2 separate regions of the Homo sapiens genome follow, and region 1 is linked to region 2. A link is a loop called in an ENCODE intact Hi-C map of the cell type or tissue named here. Cell type or tissue: Caco-2. All regions are shown on one strand.

Region 1 (4,000 bases), 330 kb before region 2:
ACCTACAGACACAGAAAAAGCTGTACTGTGAGGAAAAAAATGTATAGACCTACTTGTGTTCTAAAGATGAAAATTAAAAGCCATTAGCACTTAAGGAATTTTAATGTGAACAACAAATATATTAAGCAGGAGGAACAAATAAGTATAAATACTGAAGTTAATAAAGTAGAAAGCAAAAAATTATAAAATTAGGATAATGTATAAATAAATAGAAAAGCTGGTTCTCTAAAGATAAAAATAAAATAGGAACCTCTTGTGGCCCAGATTAAGGAAAAAAGCTGGAAAGCAAAAATAGATAGGAATAAGGAAAAAGATATAATAATAGCAACTTTGGAAAATATATATAAGAGAATACTACATTCTTTTTTATGAAAACCCAAAGGTAATAGATAATACCCTAGGCAAATATAAATTAACAAAATTTATCCAAAAATCAATGAAAATTTTTAATCGACAATTTGCCACAAAAAAGGATTGAAAAAAAATAATGACCTAACATTTTTAGTCATCAGGATTAGATAGATTTATGGCTAAGCTTTATCTAAATTTTAAATAGTTATCAGTATTTTGAAAGCTATGCTAAGGCTTAGGTAAGTATAGCAAGAAGGCAATACAACCTTAACAGTAAAACTTGCTTTTAAAATAGTATTACAAAAAACGAAGCTGTAAACCAATCTCACTTACAAATATAGGTGCAAATTTTAAAATAAAAATTAACAAATAGAAGCAAATACTATACCAAAAGATGAAAGGTTTTCTGTTCAACAAACAAGCAAGGCTTGTTCTATGAATACAAGAGCATTCAACATTAGAATCTATCAACACAATAAATTTTATTAACAAATTAAAAAGAAAAAGATCATGTAATTACATCAGTAAATGCTAAAAGGGCATTTGAAATCATTTAGCATGTATTTCTTTTTTTAGAAAAATCTAAGTACAATAGGTATATTATAGACCCATTAGGCAAAATAAATACTATTTACCAAAGTCAACAGCAAACATTATTCTAAATGTTAAAACAAAATTAAAAAAAAAAATCAGAAATGCTTACTCTCAATGTTAATATTATTCAACACCATCTTGGAAGTTTTAGCCAAAGCAAAATAACAATAAAATAATAATAATTGTCATAGGCATTGGAAAAGAAGAGTTAATACTATGTCTTTTTGCCAATGATATGATTATATATCTAGAAAACCAAAGAAAAGCTAGTAAAATTAACAGAAGAGATTTTGGCAAAGGGCTGGACACAAGATAAATACACAAACCCAATAGATTGCAAGAAACGGATGTAAAGAGAAAAATTAGAAATGCAAGGAGAATGTAATAAAAATTTAAAGATGGTGAGAGACTTTACTTCTTTTATATTTAGGCAAATAAAGTAGACAAAGAAAAAACAAATACAATCATATCAACAGAAATTATGTTATAGATATATAATTATAGCTAAACAAAAAAATAAACATAAAAGTAATAAACTGTTAGCTATTCTGGCAATAAGCACTTAGAAAATTTAATGTGTAAAAATGTTTTATTTACAATAGTAAAAAAATTGGAAAATGCTTAAGAATAAAGGTCACAACAAAAGCACAAGACTGATGTAGAAAAATATAAAATTTTAAAGGAGAAAAGTTATTGAAAAATATAAAACAATATGGAACAAATATATAGGTATAACTTATTTCTATCTTAAAATTTAACATCAAAAAATATCAGTGTTCCCAAAATTGGATGTCAGTAAGATAGCTGACTAGAAGCTACTAGAGCTCTACCTCCACAACTAAAAAAAAAAAACCATAACATTTTAACCAAAATAACTGATGGAGTATACCAGAGAACAATAAAAACCCAAAAGAAATCCTGTAGAGCACAGAAATTCAGGATGGCCACATAGCGAAGGGGAGAAAACACCTTTCCCCAGCCACTCTATCCCCTCAATTGGGATCAGCTCAGAACCAGGAAGGACTTCTTTCTGCAAGGAAAAGGTAAGCAAGAGGACCCCAGTAACCCTCAAACCACTGTTGACTCCTACTTCTACTACTTCTATTACTAGAGGCTCCTACAGTTCTCACAGGCTCTGAACCCAGCTGAGGGAACTCTCTGGAGTCCACATGTTGAGCTACCCCCAAAGAAGCCCATGCTGCTACTGCCCTGTGTCATCCTGCAACCAGAGCCACCGCTAGAGTGTGTCCTACACTGGGGACAAGTAGCCATTGCATTCCTCCACCCCTGAGGCTCAGCCACCACTGCATTACACCCACGCAGTAGCACACCAGACCCAAGCAGAATTGCTGCTATGCTCTACTTCCTAGAGCCAATTAGCCATGGAGATACTCCATTCTCCCCATCCCAACCACTGCTGCACACTCCCCTTAGGGCCAACCTGAAGCCGTGCCCCACTATTAGGGACCCAGAGCCTCAAACTACTAGAGCAGTTGTTCCCCTGGTACCACAGCCAAGGCCTACTTCAACCCCTGAGGACTTCAGGACTCCAGAACACTGAAGCACTCACAAAAGCAGACATAGCACTTCATCCCTCAGGGACCTTAGATATAGAACTTTATCCCCCAGGGACCTCAGGTTTTCTGCACACCAGAGCACTTGTGTCCCTGGTGCCACAACTGAGGCAGCACTCCATTCCTCCCACCCCAGGTCTTCAGGTTTCCTGCACACCAGAGCAGTCACACGGACCCCTATGCCACAGGTAAGGGAGCACTCTGCCCCACAAGGGACTTCAAGCTTCTGGCACAGTGGAGCAGTTGCACTCCACAGCACCATAGTTGACATGATGCCCCGCCTCTAGGGATCTAGAGGCTCCACTGACCCATGTAGCTGTGACTTTTCGGGCCAAATAGATGTGGTGCCTCATGTTTCAGGGAATCAGAGCTTTTGTTGAGGTGTCACCCTGCCTTCCAGGCTGAACAGCCACAGTACCTCTCCTACCTAGAATTTCATGAGCTCCTCACAGTTCAAGCTGCTATGGCACTGCGCCTCTCCAGGGAATGGAGTTATCACTGCACTGCTCCCCATCAGCCAAGGCCCAAGCCACAGCAGCATCTTGCCATTCCTGGGTCATTGGTGCTGTTTCACTTGGCCTAACAGAGCCTGGACTACTGCTATGTCCCATTATCTCTGAACCCAGAGTCAACATTGTGTGGTACTTCATCCCCTGGAGTCTAAGCTGTCACTGTGCCCTGTTGGTTCTGGGACCTGAATTGCAGTTGTGCTCTGCTCCCCAGAGCTTGAGCCTCCAGAGCACTCTTTTTTCCCTGGATCAATGCCATTACTTTGTCCCACCTCCCAGGGTCAGAATCACAGCTATATCGTGCCTCCTGGGCTCAAGCTGCTGAGATATGCTGCAGAATGACCGACTCTGGCTTAGTGGGAGAACTGCATTCACTCATACCTTGGAGAGTGAACCTGTACCTCAAGTCTCAAGTGCTGTAGTAGTTTCACAAGACCCTGAGTTCAGAAACCCAGCTCCATAGCACCCATGAGCACCTGTGCCCTGGATTCTAGTGCTGCTGTCACTACCTGTGAGCCATGTCAGACCAATACCAAGAGAGATCTTCTCAGATAAGTCCCCACTGTGAGGAAGACAAAAACAGGAGGATTCCTAAATCCCTTACCCAAATAACCCATGCAGCCACCATCACTGCCACAAATTCCTGTAACCTAGACTACTGAAACCCCCAGTCATTGCTAACATTTATCATAACCGAAGAAGCTGCACAAAAACTACACAACTGTATCCATATGAAACCAGAGCCACTGCATCCTGCCCAACTGAAACCCTCAGGCCCATCTACAGGTGAAAGTCTTTCTCTACAAAAGCCACTCTGTAAAGCCTGGAAGAGGAGACCACACCACCAGATATGCAGACATCAGTGCAGGAACACAAGATGCATGAAAATACCATAGCACCAAAATGCATACCAAAATACAAGGAAACATGACTCCACCAAAGGAACACAGTAATTATCCAGTAACTGATGCC
Region 2 (4,000 bases):
TGCTGTTGGCAAGAATGCAAATTAGTCTAGCCACTGTAGAGAGCAGTTTGTAGATTTCTCAAAGAAGTTAGGCTGAACTACTATTTGTCCCAGCAATCCCATTACCAGATATATGCCCAAAGGAAAATAAATCATTCTACCAAAAGGATACATGCACCCATATGTTCACTGCAGCACTATTCACAATAGCAAAAACATGGAATCAACCCAGGTGCCCAACAACAGTGGACTGGATAAAGAAAATGTGGTATATATTCGCCATGGAATACTACACAGCCATAAAAAAGAACAAAATCAGCTGGGCGCGGTGGCTCCTGCCTGTAATCCCGCACTTTGGGAGGCCGAGGCAGGCGGATCACGAGGTCAGGAGATCGAGACCATCCTGGCTAACACGGTGAAACCCCATCTCTACTAAAAATACAAAAAATTAGCCAGGTGTGGTGGCGGGCGCCTGTAGTCCCAGCTACTCGGGAGGCTGAGGCAGGAGAATGGTGTGAACCTGGGAGGCGGAGCTTGCAGTGAGCCGAGATTGCACCACTGCACTCCAGCCTGGGGGACAGAGCGACACTCCGTCTCAAAAAAAAAAAAAAAAAAATCATGTCCTTTGCATCAACATAGATGCAGCTAGAGGCCATTATCCTAAGTGAAGTAACACAGAAACAGAAAACCAAATACCACATGTTCTCACTTATAAGTGGGAGCTAAACATTGCATATACATGGACATAAAAATGCCAACAACAGACACTGGGGAATATTAGAGGAGGGACTGAGGGAGGGGCGCAGGGGCTGAAAAACTACACATTGGGTACTATGGTCTCTACCTGGGTGATGGATTCAGTCATACCCCAAACCTCAGCATCACACAATATACCTTTGTAACAAACCTGCACAGGTACCCCCAATTCTAAAATAAAGGCTGAAACAGAAAAAAAAAAATATCTATTAGCAAACCAGATGGTGCTGTTGGTGCTGTTGTTGACTGCATGATCAAATAAATCTCTAACATAAAACAGCAGAGAACAGGTTAAAACCCCCTCAGAGGAAATGCTATTCTAAAAATAGTCTCTCTTTGGTCCCCATTCCCACCCCAGCAGCCCCCTGACACATGCACATACACACACACACCAATGTGTGTGCATGGAAAGCTCACCTTAACTGAAGTTTTAAAAACACCAGTTTGATCAAATCAATAAAGACATTTTTAAAATAGACTCTGAAAGAAAATGGCCCTAAGGATCTCGCTGGGGTGTTCTTTGGCGCAGCAGGCGATAAGCATGGTGACTGACATTTCCAGTCTTTCCTCCTCCCCTCTCATGCCACCAATCATGAACAGGCACTTTAAGTCTCCCATCACCTTGAGAAGGGGTCAGTCTCCTTTCCTCAAGCATGAGAGAAGATGGCAAAGCTCTCTCTACCATTCAGTTCCTTTATTGGTCCTGAAAAGTGAGTGACAGTGGCTTTTCTTCTCGGAAGCTTATCTCAGGGGTTAGAGCAGCATCATACCACACCCATTCTTAATCTCCTCTTCCTCAGGGTCCCTGCCCGGAAAAGGAAAGTGCCCCTCTCCACAGTCTGGAGCATAACCCTCCCACAGGGCCACCCTTCTTGGATGCCAGGCTGACACCTCCCCAGAGAGTGTCAGAGCACAATGTTCAGCCCAACACTTTAATGACACTGCTGTTTCCTGGCTCTCAGATTTGTCCGAAACTGCCTGGTATACCTCGGCTTACTGTGGGTCTCCTCTTCTGGAAGAGTGTACATTCTAGTTAATTCAGTAAATGCCCATGGTGCACCCAAACTTCCTAGACTCTGAGGGCATTTTAGGGAAATTTATATTAACAATTATTTTAAAGCTTCATAAATATATGGCACTTATGAATTTTCAAAAGTACTTTGATCTTCATTACTTTGCTTAAATCTGACACAATCCTATGAGGTAGAAAGGACTTGATATTATCATCCCTAAATAAAGAGATTAAAGATTAGAGAGTGGTTAGTCCAGGGTTATGCAAATAGTCTACTGCAAAGCCTGGGTGGTCTCTGGCAGGCAACAGTAAAGCCATATGCACATGAAACAGGTGTATGAAGAGGTGGGTGAGACTGAGACTGAGAGGGTGGATGGTGCAGGTCCTGTAAGTTTCCTTCTCACAGACTGACCAATCTGAGTTCTACAGGAAAGCCACCCACAGTTCCTCCTTGTTGAGACCCCCTAGATCTAGGAGTTGGGATTGTACCTCTTTGTGCACATTCCATTCTGCCTTGTACAAGAGTTGTGTCTATATGTGAGGGGCCACTGGCCATTTATGAGGTCCTGGAAGGCAGGGAGGGCTTGGCACAGTACCTGGCACATGATAGGTGCTCTCTAGTGTGTTTGAATTGACCGTCCTCCAGCTGTTCTGAAGGTTAAAACAGGACTTTGCTGTGCTGTGGCTCATTCTCACCCTCTAGTGGCCACTTTTAAGAATAACGGACCACAGATGGAGCTGAGCTTCCAAAGCCAATCAGGAGGCACTGCCATGCCTAGGCCACAGTCCACCTTCTGGTCAGGAGAAACTCAGTTATCAATGGAACTCTTTAAAAATACATGTGCATCTCGGGCCGGGCGCGGCGGCTCACGCCTGTAATCCCAGCACTTTGGGAGGCCGAGGCGAGTGGATCACGAGGTCAAGAGATCGAGACCATCCTGGCGAACATGGTGAAACCCCGTCTCAACTAAAAATACAAAAATTAGCTGGGCGTGGTGGTGCGCGCCTGTAATCCCAGCTACTCGGGAGGCTGAGGCACGAGAATCGCTTGAACCCGGGAGGCGGAGCTTGCAGCGAGCCGAGATTGCACCACTGCACTCCAGCCTGGCGGCAGAGCGAGACTGCATCTCAAAAAAAAAAAAAAACAAAACAAAAAAACGTGTGCATCTCTGCTAGCGAGGCGTCTGGCTCTAAAGCAAAAGTCAAATAAGGAAATCAGCCAACTGTTTATCAGGCACTGACTACGTGGCAAGTACCCTGCCAGGACACATGAGATACAGGAAACACAGTTGCTGACCGTAAAGGAGCCCACAATTTAATGTGAAGTAACACTCCACCGCCCAGGCATCCCAGCATGCTTCACATACAAAGAACAATGGAAGTTTTAGAACTCCAAGCAACATTTGATGCTGTGAACAAAGCAGAATTTCTCTGGAGGAGAAAGTTTGAAAAAACCAATGAGACACTTTTTTTTTTTTCATTATCATGGTTCAGATAACCAGAAAACCTTCCTGCTACAAAATACCTACAAGTTCCACATAAAATACAAAAAAGATAATAATAATGAAGTCCTGCTTAATGCATAGCTGAGCATATAAGAAAATGACATTAGACAAGGGCCAAGAATAGCAATTTAAAACATTAGTATAAAACACAATCAAAAATCAACAAGCAGATTTGGACTATAATGAAATGGTTTTTCTAAAAGCCAAAAATATGGTCACTGAAATTAAAAACTTGGTAAGTTTTAAACAGCAAACTAAACATGGGTGAAGAGCGAGTAACTAAATTGGAAATGATCTAAGGAGCTTAGCTACAATGTAGCTTGAGAGATAAAAAGATTAAAAATAAGGCAGGGCACAGTGGTACATATCAATAATCCCATCACTTTGGGAGGACAAGATGGGTAAATCGCTTGAGTCCAGGAGTTCGAGACCAGCCTGGGCAACATAGTGAAACCCCATCTCTACAAAAAATACAAAAATTAACCGGTCATGGCGGCTCACGCCTGTGGTCCCAGCTACTTAGGAGGCTGAGGTGGGAGGATCACTTGAGCCCAGGAGGTTGAGGCTGCAGCAAGCCATGATCACTCTACTGCATTTCAGCCTGGGCTATAGAGTGAGACCCTGTCTCAAACAAACAAACAAACAAAAAACAGATTAAAAATAAAATAAGAGAGTAAGAGACTTAGAAGAAAGAGCAAAAGGTCCTATGTACATGGAACCACAGATCAAAAGATAGAAAACAGAGAGA

What was found. Hi-C counts contacts between places; a loop is a spot of excess contacts. Peaks named below come from ENCODE experiments on the same cell type or tissue, not always from the same donor. Only the 100,000 strongest peaks of a DNase experiment are listed, where the experiment ranks them.
Region 1: a loop joins it to region 2, with 16 times the contacts of the local background. A loop is called at or near these places in 3 of 110 quality-filtered maps.

What each region holds. Positions count from the first base shown.
Region 1 is chr1:166,256,440-166,260,439 of GRCh38, reverse strand. The region is part of intron 1 of LOC112268276 (a long non-coding RNA gene); the gene reads right to left. Among named protein-coding and RNA genes, the nearest start is that of FAM78B, 91 kb to the right of the region's middle. In Caco-2, no CTCF peak of the experiment used is centred here; a DNase peak (open chromatin) is centred at 2,185.
Region 2 is chr1:165,923,321-165,927,320 of GRCh38, reverse strand. No RefSeq gene overlaps it. Among named protein-coding and RNA genes, the nearest start is that of MIR3658, 17 kb to the right of the region's middle. In Caco-2, a CTCF peak has its summit at 2,452 (motif pointing left); a DNase peak (open chromatin) is centred at 2,460.